Linked DNA regions of Homo sapiens: all the other regions are linked to region 2. Evidence: chromatin contacts called from ENCODE Hi-C or POLR2A ChIA-PET data. All regions are on one chromosome and are shown on one strand. The core of a region is the stretch at or near the end of the contact, and the rest is flanking DNA. Distances in the headings are between cores, read along the strand shown.

Evidence for each region. A loop is a pair of places that touch in the nucleus more often than their neighbours do. ChIA-PET counts read pairs that join two places held with the same protein, here RNA polymerase II (POLR2A). Pooled maps may share reads with other maps.
Region 1: a loop to region 2 is called in a map of PC-9, with 18 times the contacts of the local background. The contact joins the enhancer-like site here to the promoter of MTCH2 in region 2. A Hi-C loop is called at or near these places in 1 of 168 maps with a recorded cell type or tissue (PC-9) and 7 of 50 pooled maps. POLR2A ChIA-PET finds 5 or more read pairs at or near these places in 2 of 52 experiments (BJ and activated T-cell).
Region 3: a pooled map shows a loop between it and region 2 (7-fold over the local background). The contact joins the enhancer-like site here to the promoter of MTCH2 in region 2. A Hi-C loop is called at or near these places in 3 of 50 pooled maps.
Region 4: a loop to region 2 is called in a map of CD4-positive, alpha-beta T cell, with 6 times the contacts of the local background. The contact joins the enhancer-like site here to the promoter of MTCH2 in region 2. A Hi-C loop is called at or near these places in 1 of 168 maps with a recorded cell type or tissue (CD4-positive, alpha-beta T cell), 2 of 37 single-sample maps with no recorded cell type and 11 of 50 pooled maps.

The regions. Positions count from the first base shown.
Region 1 is chr11:48,053,798-48,056,715 of GRCh38, reverse strand. The region is part of intron 1 of PTPRJ (protein tyrosine phosphatase receptor type J); the gene reads right to left. Among named protein-coding and RNA genes, the nearest start is that of MIR3161, 42 kb to the left of the region's middle. RefSeq lists an enhancer at 1-391. Within about 2 kb of position 1,280, at least 12 of the 41 ENCODE cell types and tissues checked have a DNase peak (open chromatin) inside an H3K27ac peak, as active enhancers do; they include PC-9, where a contact is called at or near this core.
Region 2 is chr11:47,640,745-47,643,877 of GRCh38, reverse strand. MTCH2 (mitochondrial carrier 2) reads left to right here and starts at 1,319. Exons shown (of 13, transcript NM_014342.4): 1 at 1,319-1,499. The coding sequence starts at 1,413. RefSeq lists a silencer at 1,129-1,398.
Region 3 is chr11:48,018,000-48,021,272 of GRCh38, reverse strand. All of the region lies in intron 1 of PTPRJ (protein tyrosine phosphatase receptor type J), which reads right to left. Among named protein-coding and RNA genes, the nearest start is that of PTPRJ, 39 kb to the right of the region's middle. RefSeq lists an enhancer at 708-767 and a silencer at 1,848-1,897. Within about 2 kb of position 1,830, at least 13 of the 41 ENCODE cell types and tissues checked have a DNase peak (open chromatin) inside an H3K27ac peak, as active enhancers do.
Region 4 is chr11:48,000,204-48,003,110 of GRCh38, reverse strand. The region is part of intron 1 of PTPRJ (protein tyrosine phosphatase receptor type J); the gene reads right to left. Among named protein-coding and RNA genes, the nearest start is that of PTPRJ, 21 kb to the right of the region's middle. Within about 2 kb of position 1,375, at least 14 of the 41 ENCODE cell types and tissues checked have a DNase peak (open chromatin) inside an H3K27ac peak, as active enhancers do; they include CD4-positive, alpha-beta T cell, where a contact is called at or near this core.

The sequences.
Region 1 (2,918 bases), core at 31-2,530, 410 kb before region 2:
CTCCCAAAGTGCTGGGATTACGGGCATGAGCCACCACACCTGGCTGCCGAGTTTTAGCATCTGTAAAACAGAGATTAGAACAGCACCTACCTTATCGCTTTATTGTGAGGGTTAAATGAGCTAAGTGATGCAAAGTACTTGGAAGAATAGCTGAGGTAGTAAGCACTCAGTGAAACTGTCACCATCATCATTATTAGTGCCACGCCAAACTGCCGCTCTAATAGTTAAGATAATAGCTGCCATTACTAAACATTGTGACAAGAACTGTATACTAAATGCTTTACACGCAACAACTCACTGAAACCTTACAACAATCTGAGTTTTTGTACCTATTTTACACTCAGGAATCTGACGCTCAGAGAGTGAGGTCAAGTAAACTGGTGAGAGCTCACACAACTAAGAGGGATCAAAGTCAGGATCTGAACTAGGGTCTTATGGATTATCTGGCTGAAACGTATTTACTGCATCAAGTAAAGCAATTATGTGTGCGTCTAACTTCTATTCAGATGTTAAAAATGCATACAGAATCAAGGGCACCTCCTTGATAAACAAAGCTGCTTTTGAGGCACCTTCGCCCAAAAGTACAAAAGAGGAAAAAAGCTCCACAATGCGTGTTAACTTTATCCACAGTGTGTGATACTAATCATCCCAGACCACATCCTACACGCACCACAACCTGAAAACCCACTTCCTCCCCAGAACACACCCCAGGGAGCACAAAAGTCAACATTCAGCTCCGGCTTCTCTGAGAACACCTTGTATATTGACCTATGCATGCCAGCAAGTAACCGAGCTGGAAAAAACATTCTCCCAAAGCCTGGAAAGGGATCAGAGTGCTTTGGGTTGAAATGCATCGCGTTTTCAGCACTGCTTATTGCTCCCAGCACTCGCAGAGCTGAGCCAAGCAAGCTAGCAGCGTCCTGCTGGATCCTGAGGTCAGTGACCAGAACGAGAGACAGGCTAGCCCAGTGGCCTTTTCTGGACCCAACTTCAGGGATCTACCTTCCTCACCTGACCCTGAAGCCCCAGGGTGGAATGGGACCCTCGTGCCCCCAGGACTGCACAGGGATGTCTGTCAGTATGCCTTGGAAGCTAGCCTGCCTTAAAGTATGGAACCTAGAGACGCTTCTGAGAATGTGGAGTAGAGGGTGGCACTGCTCTTCACTTGTCAGTCATAAGACCAGCCCTCAAGGCCAGAACTTACCAGAAACATAGAGAGGATATGACTGTCACACTGGTGGAGGTGAGGAGGAAAGAGGCCAAGAATGAAAAGCAAAAGGTTGACTGGATGTTAACCTCAGAGATCTGGCGGGAGATTTGGGGCCTTTCAGACCCCAAGGATTACTGTTGCATCAAAAGTTCCCATGCTTGCAGGCATTCAGCCAGGCAAAAATGCAGCCTGCTGCCACCAAAAGAATCCATATTCCCTGAATGCATGGTGAGTCCTGGCCACTTTGGAGGGTCATCTTTTGAGGGCCTACCATGTGCCAGGCACCATGCTAGGGGCTTTATTTATTTTTTTTTTATTTAGAGATGGGATCTCACTGCATCACCCAAACTGGAGTGCAGTGGCGCAATCACAGCTCATTGCAGTCTCAACCTCCCTGGCTCAAGTAATCCTCTCACCTTAGCCACCCAAGTAGCTGGGATTACAAGCATGCACCACTATGCCTGGCTAATTTTTGCATGTTTTATAGAGACAGGGTTTCACCATGTTTGCCCAGGCTGGTCTTGAACTCCTAGACTCAAGCAATCTGCCTGCCTCAGGCTCCCAAAGTGCTGGGATTACAGGCGTGAGCCACCATGCCTGGCTGCCAGCGGCTTTATATACCCCCCTTCAGTTACTCCTTCCAAACACCCTGTGAGAATGGGGACTGGCCCTTTAAAAAAAAAAAAAAGAAAGAAAGGAAAAAAATGAGGAAATTAACACTCAGAGGAGTTAAATAACTTGTTCTCATATAAAACAGACTCCGTGGTAGGACAGAATTAAAACCTACTCTAACTTACAGCTCATGCTCAACTTTTTTTCATAAAAGGGAATCCCGGGGGCCACACTGTGAGAGGCCTGGCGTACATCAGGGACTACAAGTCCGTGGGCAAGACCACAGAGAGGGCAAACAAGCGGTGAAATGAAATGAGACAGGAATCAGAAGATGATGTGCTTCTAACTAGGTGGGCAAGTCACTTCACCTTTCCAAGTCTGTTTCCTCACCTGAGAGATGGAGCCAATCTAAGAAGATAACGCAGACAAACTACTTGGCACATAAGAGGAGCTAAGATGTCATTTCTCTCAATGTGACTTCTTACAAACATAGACAAGATGACCTCTCCTTCATAGAGTTTCTGTGAGAGCAGAGGGCCTGAAGGGCAGAAACTTCCTGGTAAACTCTAATTTGCTATATAAGAGGTTGCACAATGGGGCCCCCTGTCCAAGTCTAGCCCCAGACATGTTTTGTTTGGCCATATATATTTTGTGAACTAGGGCCGGGCGCCATGGCTCACGCCTGTAATCCCAGCACTTTGGGAGGCCAAGGCGGGCAAATCACCTGAGGTCAGGTGTTCAAGACCAGCCTGGCCAACATGGTGAAACCCCCATCTCAACTAAATATACAAAAATTAGCCAGGCGTGGTGGCAGGCACCTGTAATCCCAGCTACTCGGGAGGCTGAGCCAGGAGAACTACTTGAACCTAGAAGGCAGAGGCTGCAGTGAGCTGAGATCATGCCACTGCACTCCAGACTGGGCGACAAGAGTGAAACTTCGTCTCAAAAAAAAAAAAAAAAAAAGAACGAGGTGCCAGAATTTAAACAACAGAATATTTCTCATAAAAATATAATTTCCTGGCCAGGCACGGTGGCTCATGCCTGTAATCCCAGCCCTTTGGGAGGTCAAGGTGGGCGGATCATGAGGTCAGGAGTT
Region 2 (3,133 bases), core at 70-2,569:
CTTTCCTATGCATAATTTCACTTAATGCTCATAATAACCCTGAGAGATACACAGTAGTGTTAGATTTAGATACAAAAACTGGAAATTAAAGTAGCTAAAATGACAAATGGATGCAGTGGAAAAGCCAGGATCCAAATCCAAGTCTTTCCCCTACAGTACTTCACTCTGCTCCAAGCTCAGATTCACCAAATGTTGTTTGATAGAACACGTGAGCTGGGGCTGAAGGAGCAGGGACAATGCCTTTTTCACTTTTGCCTCTGATAGCCTGTAGACTGGTAGGCACTGAAGTATTTGTTCACTTGTGCAATAAATATTTATTGAGCACCTCGTATGTGCTGGGCACTGAAAACACAACCGTGAACAGAGGCTGTCACGGTTCCTGAACTCATGGAGCTTTCATTCCAGTGGAGGAGACATAATTTCAGTGATAATGCTACGACGGGGCACAATGTGGGAGAAAATAAGAGGGAGGTGGCCAGGCGCGATGGCTCCTCACTCCTGTAATCCCAGCACTTTGGGAGGCCAAGGCGGGTGAATCACGAGGTCAGGAGTTTGAGACCAGCCCGGCCAACATCGTGAAACCCCGTCTCTACTAAATAGACAAAAATTAGCCGGGCGTGGTGGCGTGTGCGTGTAATCCCAGCTACTAGGGAGGCTGAGGCAGGAGCATTGCTTGAACCTGGGAGGCGAAGGTTGCAGTGAGCTGAGATCGGGCCACTGCACTCCAGCCTGGGTGACAGAGCGAGACTCCGTCTCAAAAAAAAAAAAAAAAAGAAAGAAAAAGAAAAGGGGGAGGTAATTTTAGAATGGTCAGAGAAGGTTTTTTTGAAAAGATAACATTAATCAAACGAATAAATGAATGAAAAGCCACTCGCTAGCGGATTCATTATTTGCTATACTTATTTAGAGTTTGTCAGTCACGAGACTGTTACGGCTCTGATGCTGAGTATCTTTTGAATCCTATGTTGATGATGCCCAAAAGGCAAGTGCAGAGATGAAGCATAATGAAGAATCCTTTTCAATTTCTTTTCAGTCCTCTGACCTTGCCTCTGCCGTCACGGTCACACTCCCCCACTGACACTCCCATTCTTCTGTTTCCGGACACTTGCGGCCTGGAAGCGCATGTGCAAGAGAAACCGTCATTCCTGGTGAAGGGCGAGCCCCCGGCAGAACGCATGCGCCTCTGTCCCTTAAGCCCCGCCCCGACCTCAGCGCCCCCTCGCGAGCGCCTGCCGTTTCTCGGGGCGGGACGGGGGGGCGGGGACTGGGCGGAGAGGCGCGTGCTGCTGCGTGCGTGCGCGCGCGCCGCGGGCGGGCCAGTGAAACCGGCGGCCCTGGCACGTGACCTAGGACCGGCTCACCGGGTCGCTTGGTGGCTCCGTCTGTCTGTCCGTCCGCCCGCGGGTGCCATCATGGCGGACGCGGCCAGTCAGGTGCTCCTGGGCTCCGGTCTCACCATCCTGTCCCAGCCGCTCATGTACGTGAAAGTGCTCATCCAGGTATGAGGCGTCGCCGCTCCCTACCCCGCCCGGCGCCCCGTTCGGTCGCTGCTGCTCAGGGCGCCTGAGGATCGGCTCAGCCTTGCGGGCCTTTCATTCTCCCGAGATGCTGCTGCTCCTCCGCTGCCCTTTACCTCCCCGCAGGGACAGCTTCCTCAGTCCCGCGGCCCCGCTTGGGGGCCTCGCCGAGCCCTCGCCTCGCCGCCCAGCGTTGAGGCCCTCTCCTCCCTTAGCCAACCGCCACCCGGCCCTGCCCTGCCCGGCGGATCCTCTGAACTTTGGTTCTTCGTCACTGAGGTGGATCCTGGCCGGTCGCCACCAAAGGCTTCCGAACCCTCCCTCTCGCCCCTCCGAAATTCACATTCACCACTACTCCCCCCAAAATCTCAGACGCAAAACACGAAATACTCAGTTGAAGACAAATGTGAAGTTAGGTGGGAACCAACATTTTATTTTTTATTCCTTTTTTTTTTCTTTTTATGCTACTGTTACTACTGCTTTTCTGTTCCGAGGTTTTCGCACCAGATACTGAGAGAAACACAAGGAGCTCATTCAGAAGTGTTAATGAAGGGGTTGCTCTGTCAGATTTCGGAAGGATGCATTGAGCGCTTTCCAGCAGCGGCCCATGTGGCTCCTGACAATGAAAATCACATTTGTCAGAGCTGGAAATTAGTGAAGCTGAGTTTTAGCGAGTTTAAACATGGGAGTTAGTTTCTAATCTACTGTCAAATAATTATTACATGGTATTTTATATTCACATGCAGGTAGGCCAAGTAAGTGATAGACTTAGTGTTTCCAGTTCCTTTGCTATATCCCTGTAATGGGCAGGTCATTCTTTTTTTTATGCTTTTACTGAGAGTTGACATAATTACCTCATGCACTGTGCCTAGGAATGGAACAGTTTTTAGAACCCCTGTCTCGCCGTCTACTTTTCTGTAAAAAATAGGCAAGACACTAGAGAGGGCCCCATTTCTTATTCTTGAGTTGTTGGGAATCCAAATTATTTCTTGCTGAGTAGACCTGTGTGAATTCAGATTCCATATGTTAAAGGCTATTGCAAATAAATTCTTTGTACTTAGAACAAAGACTGATTAGAATGTACTGTAACATCCAAAACAGAATTGGCACATTTGGGGCTAGATAGCATCGGAGGTGACAGCATGTTGCAGTATATAGTAAGAACCCTTGGGGCCGGGCGCGTTCGCTCACGCCTTCCCAGCACTTTGGGAGGCCGAGGTGAGCGGATCACGAGGTCGATGTTTGAGACCAGTCTGACCAACATGGTGAAACCCCGTCTCTACTAAAAATACAAAATATAGCCAGGTGTGGTGGTGCGTGCACGTAATCCCAGCTAGTCGGGAGGCTGAGGCAGGAGAATCGCTTGAACCCGGGAGGTGAAGGTTGCAGTGAGCCGAGATCGCGCCATTGTACTCCAGCCTGGGCAACAGAGCAAAACTCAGCCTCAAAAAAACAAAACAAAACAAAAAAGAACCCACTACTCAATACTTCTCTGGGAGACGGGGTTTTCTAATGATGTTCAGAGCTCTTGCCCCAAAAACTTTGAATATTCTTAATTCTGATTTCACAACATCTATGTGTTGCCAAGTAGCCCAGGAGTTTTGGTGAAATTCCCA
Region 3 (3,273 bases), core at 581-3,080, 380 kb before region 2:
CCTCCCCAGTAGCTGGGATTACAGGCACATGCCAACACGCCCGGCTAATTTTTGTATTTTTAGTAGAGACAGGGTTTCACCATGTTGGACAGGCTGGTCTCAAACTCCTGACCTCAGGTGATCCACCCATCTCTGCCTCCCAAAGTGCTGAGATTACAGGCGTGAGCCACCATGCCCAGCAGCTTAACCTTTTGTTAAGGGTTCTGGGCTGGGCTGTGGCCAGTCTACTCTCCTACCACAGAAGAGTAAAATGCCCTGCATTCTCTTAAAAAAGTAAGAAAAATAAAAATAAATCACTGGTAGCCAGCCTGCCCTTTTGGGGATCTTTCTCTATCTCCATCTGAGAATCTCTTTCTTCACCCAACTCTGACACATGCCCCTCAAAATAAAGTCAGATACTCTGAGGTGGACTGTCCAAATCCCTTGCTGCTTTTTGGTTTCATTCACTTGCCCACGGGCTGTTCTTAGTGCATTTGCCCATCCAAACGTGGGAGGGGCAGGAGGAAGAGTAGGGACATCCAGCATTGGGACCCAACTCAGTCCGTGATACTTCCAGAAGCTCCATGCTGGAAGCTGGCAACTGTGGAATCGACAGGCAGCTTCGCTTCAGAGGGTTTTGAGACCAGTACCTGCTCAGCTGCTAACCCACCTAGGGTAACTGAGCCATGTCCGGCTGCAGTCTGAGCCTTCACTCTGCCCCCGGACTGCACTGCGTTCATTTACGAGATCTCCAAATGTGAGTTTAATGGAGGCAGATGTACAAGGGTTCTCACAAGCCCAGGGAACTCAACTTCTAGAAGGAAACGGGGCCACACCAAACAAGATGATGGGGCAATCAAGAGATACTCCCATAACAGCAAGAAACAAAGAGCATTCACGCCTCCTATGCCAACGCCCTCCACCACCAACGCCAAAAATTTCCGTATTTCATAACACCAGCTGAGATAACTGACTCAAATCTGTCCACTTCCACATTTGCATACTGGGTTCTGACATTTGCCTACCACTGAACAGTCACCAAGTAAGACGCAAGGTGGAGACGTACCCACAAAGCAATATTTAATGTCTTTGGATCGCCACTAGCTAAAACCTCCTGAAGTTTCACCAAACTCAGCTCTGTAAAACAAAAGAAAAAGAACAACACTATAAATTACAGCCTCGCCAGGATCTCGGGACATGCCTATACTTTGTATTTTATAAGTTCCGTATAAATACTGGAACAGCATAGAAACAGGGATCTCAGAAATAACGCCATTTTGAAGGCCACAGGACGAAACCCAACTATTCATTTCATTTTATTCTACTTCTTATCTCAAATACACAGTTCCTTTTCCTTTAACGAAAATATCGCTCTTTTTAAACAATATGTGATGCAAAGCAAATATAACAGGGTACCAACACAAATCTTTCCTGCCAAATTTATGGTTCCTCGCCTGTCCCCAGTTGCACCCAGAACCACTACCCCAGCCTATCGCTGTGTACACAACACGGACTAGGAATTCTAAAGAACTGCCTTAATCTCTCAGCTGTGTGCAGTGCGATAGGGTACGCTTGGATGCCAGTTTTTAAAAAGCAAATCAACTTTCCTCAAATTATTAAGATAAATAATTAGAAGGGGAAAGCTGCCGGCATTCAGTACAATAGGGGGGAAACCAAAACACTGAATGTTCCTGAGTCTCACACAGGGTGATACCTTGGAACAGTTAACACAGTACCCTGGCAAAATGTCCACCACATTTTTTCACCCCTTAACCTGAGTCATTATATTGTACTTTCTAGACGTGAGCAAATGTGATTGCTGAACAGGCAACACAGGGACTAGGGCCCCTTCCTGGAGGTTTCTCAGTGCACTCTAACACAATTAACTCCTCTCAGGCTCAGAGAAAGGAGGTGGGGTTCGGGGGAAGGTGGGGTGGAGGGGCAGATTCTAGTGAAGTCAGAGGCCTGGAGAGGCTGTCGCAGTGGGGCCAGGTGGAAGACAGGGAACCAGAAGGGCGGGATGCTTCCTCGTCACTGAAAATCCTCTTCTGTTGTTATAAAGGCCAAGTGCCCGCCCAGCCCCTGCCACATCCACGTTCCTAAACAGAGAGAGGGCCTTCCACAGGCAGGAAAAGGGCACAGAGACCGGGAGGCAGCAACTTAAACTCTTGGCAGCCTGGAAGGGCAGGACCCACGGGCTCACTCCACTTACCCCAGCCTTTCCACAGGCCCTCCTGAGAGGGGTTCTCCATCCCCCAAGACACACACACACAACACACACACGCACGTACACGCACACATACACAAGAAGAAAGCGTGGAGAGAGGGTAACTCGACTCCCCTGCCCCCCTCCCCACCAGCCTGCAGAGGCGAGGGGTCGGGGAGAAGGAGGGCCTCTGCTCTATCCTCCCAGGTATCTAACCCTCCCTGGGCAGCTGTCAGCTTCCATTTGCATGAATGAAAACTGTGGTCAACTGGTACCTGGGAGAGAACAAAGCAGGAAATAAAAGGGGCTGTCACTTACTCAAATCCAAAGCTCATCAAGTCTAACTAAAGGGAGTGCCACATTCCGCACCCCCAGTTCGGAGGGAAGGATTTGCTGGCTGGGCCCCGACGCCCCTCCCCCTCGCTGACACTGACAAAGGATCTGGTTCTCACTGAAACTGCTTCTCTTGTGACTGTTTCTAGTCTCCAAAAAGACTGTATTTATATTTTTAATTAGCTGCTTTTTACAGCAATTTTTTAAGTATTATGATGACTTACATGTGGTAAGAAAAAAAGAGCTAATCAAACAATGAAAAGCCTCCCCTCAAACCTCGGTCTCCTGGAATCCCAGTCTCTCAGCCATTCCAGGGTCTTCACTGTGGCCCGGGGCTTCACACCACTCACAGCCATCCACTGCCCCCAGCCCCCAACTTCAGCAGAGCTGGCATGCTCTCATCTGCATTCAGCAGCATCCCGGGTGTGTAGCTTGTGCTTGGCACTGTGCTAAGGCTTTGCAAAATGGACTCTCCACAAATTGGTTGAAAGAAAAAAAAAAGAAGTCATGTTGAACAGTTTCCAGAATGTAAAGGGTTACAAAATCCTTTGCATACACCCAGAATTAAGGAAAAAAAAAAAAACAGGAAGGAAATATACTAAAACATTAAATGATAAAGCTACTTAGAAGGATTATGGATGACTTTTAGTTTCAATTTTATACTTTTCCTCTATTTTCCAAGTTTCACATAAATAAGCATAAAGTATTTTTATCATCAGAAATGAATCCATTCACACATGCATACACATTCATCT
Region 4 (2,907 bases), core at 126-2,625, 360 kb before region 2:
TCTTTATTTAGCCTTTCAGCATTAAAGGACCTGAAACGGTCCCTGCTCTGTGAATATAATTATCTTAAATAAGAAGCCACTTGGAATACATTGTACTTGTAACTATTTTGAAATTATAATAGTTTTGTGATGGGGGGGATAAAGGGCTTTTTTTTTTCCTTTCTCTAGTTTCTACATTTCTTTTAATGTTGTTATACCACTGTTACCTAACTAGGAAAAAATAAATTTTTTTAAATGACCAAGCTCATTTTGAAGCTGCTCGGTGTCACATAAACACTGAGGCCTGCCTGCCTCAACTAAAGCAGCCACTTGAAATGCAGCTCCAGCTGCTCATTCTTCTGTTTATCAAAACAGGGCAAAGCCGCCCAGGAAACTCGCCTCAGCAAGGTGACCTGACCTCAGGCCCATCACAGTCACAAATCTGCATTTCCAATAAAAAATAATCACAACGAAGAAAAGCACCCAGGTAACCAGTTATGGAAAAGCAAAGGATTGATGAGTTGGGGGTGACAGGACAGTGAATTACTGTTTTTGTTTTTTTGTTTTCTTGGGGTTTTTATACTGATCATAGTCACAATGCCTAGCACAAAGTGCTCAATAAGGATTTGAAGCAGAAAATGTTTCAAATGGGAAAATGCACTCATTTACCCATTTTAAAAATTTAAGGGAGTGAGGCTAGGCATGGTGGCTCATGCCTGTAATCCCAGCATTTTGGGAGGCCGAGGTGGGCAGATCAGTTGAGGTCAGGAGTTCCAGACCATCCTGGCCAACATGGTGAAACCCCATCTCTACTAAAAACACAAAAACTAGCCAGGTGTGGCGGCAGCCTCCTGTAATCCCAGCTACTCGGGAGGCTGAGGCACAAGAATCACTTGAACCCGGGAAGCAGAGGTTGCAGTGAGCTGAGATGGCGCCACCGCACTCCAGCCTGGGTGACAGAGCGAGACTCTGTCTCAAAAAAAAAAAAAAAAAAATTTAAATAGGAAAATGCACTCATTTGCCCATTTAAAAAATTTAAGGGAGTGCCCACACTTCCTGAGCACCAAGGCCCAAAACACCATGCACACCCCCGGCCTGAAAAGTTGTACTCCCTTAGTTCTCATCAACAGAAGCTGTGTTTGGAAGTGAGCAGGCAGGAAATTGGTACTTTTGTCACCAACTTGAACAACAAAACAGTCAGAAAACTTAAATGTCACCAGGAGAGTAAATGTCAAAGTGGGAGGGGTAACTACGGTTTACCAAGTGTCTGCACCACTACCTGTTCCGGGGCCTGTGGGCATGATTTCATAAAGTCCTACCTAACACTCTGACTCTGGCAGCAAGCAGCCTAGGCTTGAACTCTGACTCTCAACTGATTGGCTGTGTGGCCTCAGGCTGGTTGCTTAGCTTCTCTGCATCTCATTTTCCTCTCCTGTAAAATGAAAGCAAGAAGAGAAGAGACCTACCTCATTAGGGTGTCATGAGGATTCACTCAGCCAATACACACAAAGCACTGGGTACAGTGTCTGGCAGAAGCACAGCATCTGTCAGTTACTTATTAGTATTGTGCTTACATTTTGCAGCCAAGAAAAACTGAACCTCACAGAGGTTAGTAATGTCCCAAGATCACACAGCTTAGTAAGAGGAAGTGCTGGGATTCAAACCCAAATCAAAGGATCTGTGCTCTTTTCACCAGAGCTAAACCCCACCTGCAGGATTATTATGATCCCCACCCCAAACACACACACACACACACACACACACACACACACACACACACACTTTGGGGCTGTCACTGCAAAAGGTAAGAATATTATGAGATAATAAGAAGTGATATGGGGCCAGGTACAATGGCTCATGCCTGTAATCTCACCACTTTGGGATGCCAAGGCAGGCAGATCACTTAAGTCCAGGAGTTCAAGACCAGCCTGGCAAACATGGTGAAACCTTGTTTCTACGAAAACACAAAAACTAGCTAGGTGTAATGGCACATGCCTGTAGTCCCAACTACTGGGGAGGCTGAGGACCGAGAATTGCTTGAACCTGGGAGGCAGAGGTTGCAGTAAACCAAGATCACCACTGTACTCGAGCCTGGGCGACAGAGTGAGACTCTGTCTCAAAATTTAAAAAAAAAAAAAAAAAAAAAAAATTATATGGGACTGGAAGAGGAGGTCCAGTCCATTGTAACCTGTGGATAATACCAGCTCCATGTCAGGGTGGTTCTTTCAATTCATTCACCAAGCAAGCATGCTTTTGAGGCACGCTCTGTCCTACACATAAGGAAATCAGACATAGGGGGTCCCACTCCCCTGAACTCATAATCCAAGAGGTGGGGAGACAGACAGAAATGAGTAGGTGATAAGGATGGGAGGAAATGAAGGAGGATGATGGGATAGAGGGGCCTGAGTGATAAGAAGGAGCGAGGAGGATAGTACCAGGCCCTGAGGGAGAGGGGCGGGGTAGGTTCAAGTGTCTGTTGTACTAGAGCCAGGTGACTGTAGTCTGTGAACAGGGAGTGGGTAGCCAGGATGAGGTCGGAGGGTGGAGGGGAGGGAGGGGTCTGATCATCCTGATCTAAGGTTCAGAGTCTTGCAGACCACTGTTTGGGTTTATACTAACAGCGATATGAAGCCATGTAGGCTTTTAAGCAGTGGAATAACACACCTCAATTTACGGGAAAGAAGCAAGCCAGGAGAGGTGGCTTGCACCTATAATCTTAGCACTTTGGGAGGCCAAGACGGGAGGATCGTTTGAGCCCAGGACTTGGAGGCCAGCTGTGGCAACATAGTGAGACCCCCATCTCTACAAAAAAAAAATTTTAAAATTACCCAGGAGAGGTGGCACACATCTGTAGTCCCAGCTACTCAGGCAGGTAAGGTAGGAGGATCGCTTGAGCCCAGGAAGTTGAGGCTGCAATGAGCTGTGATC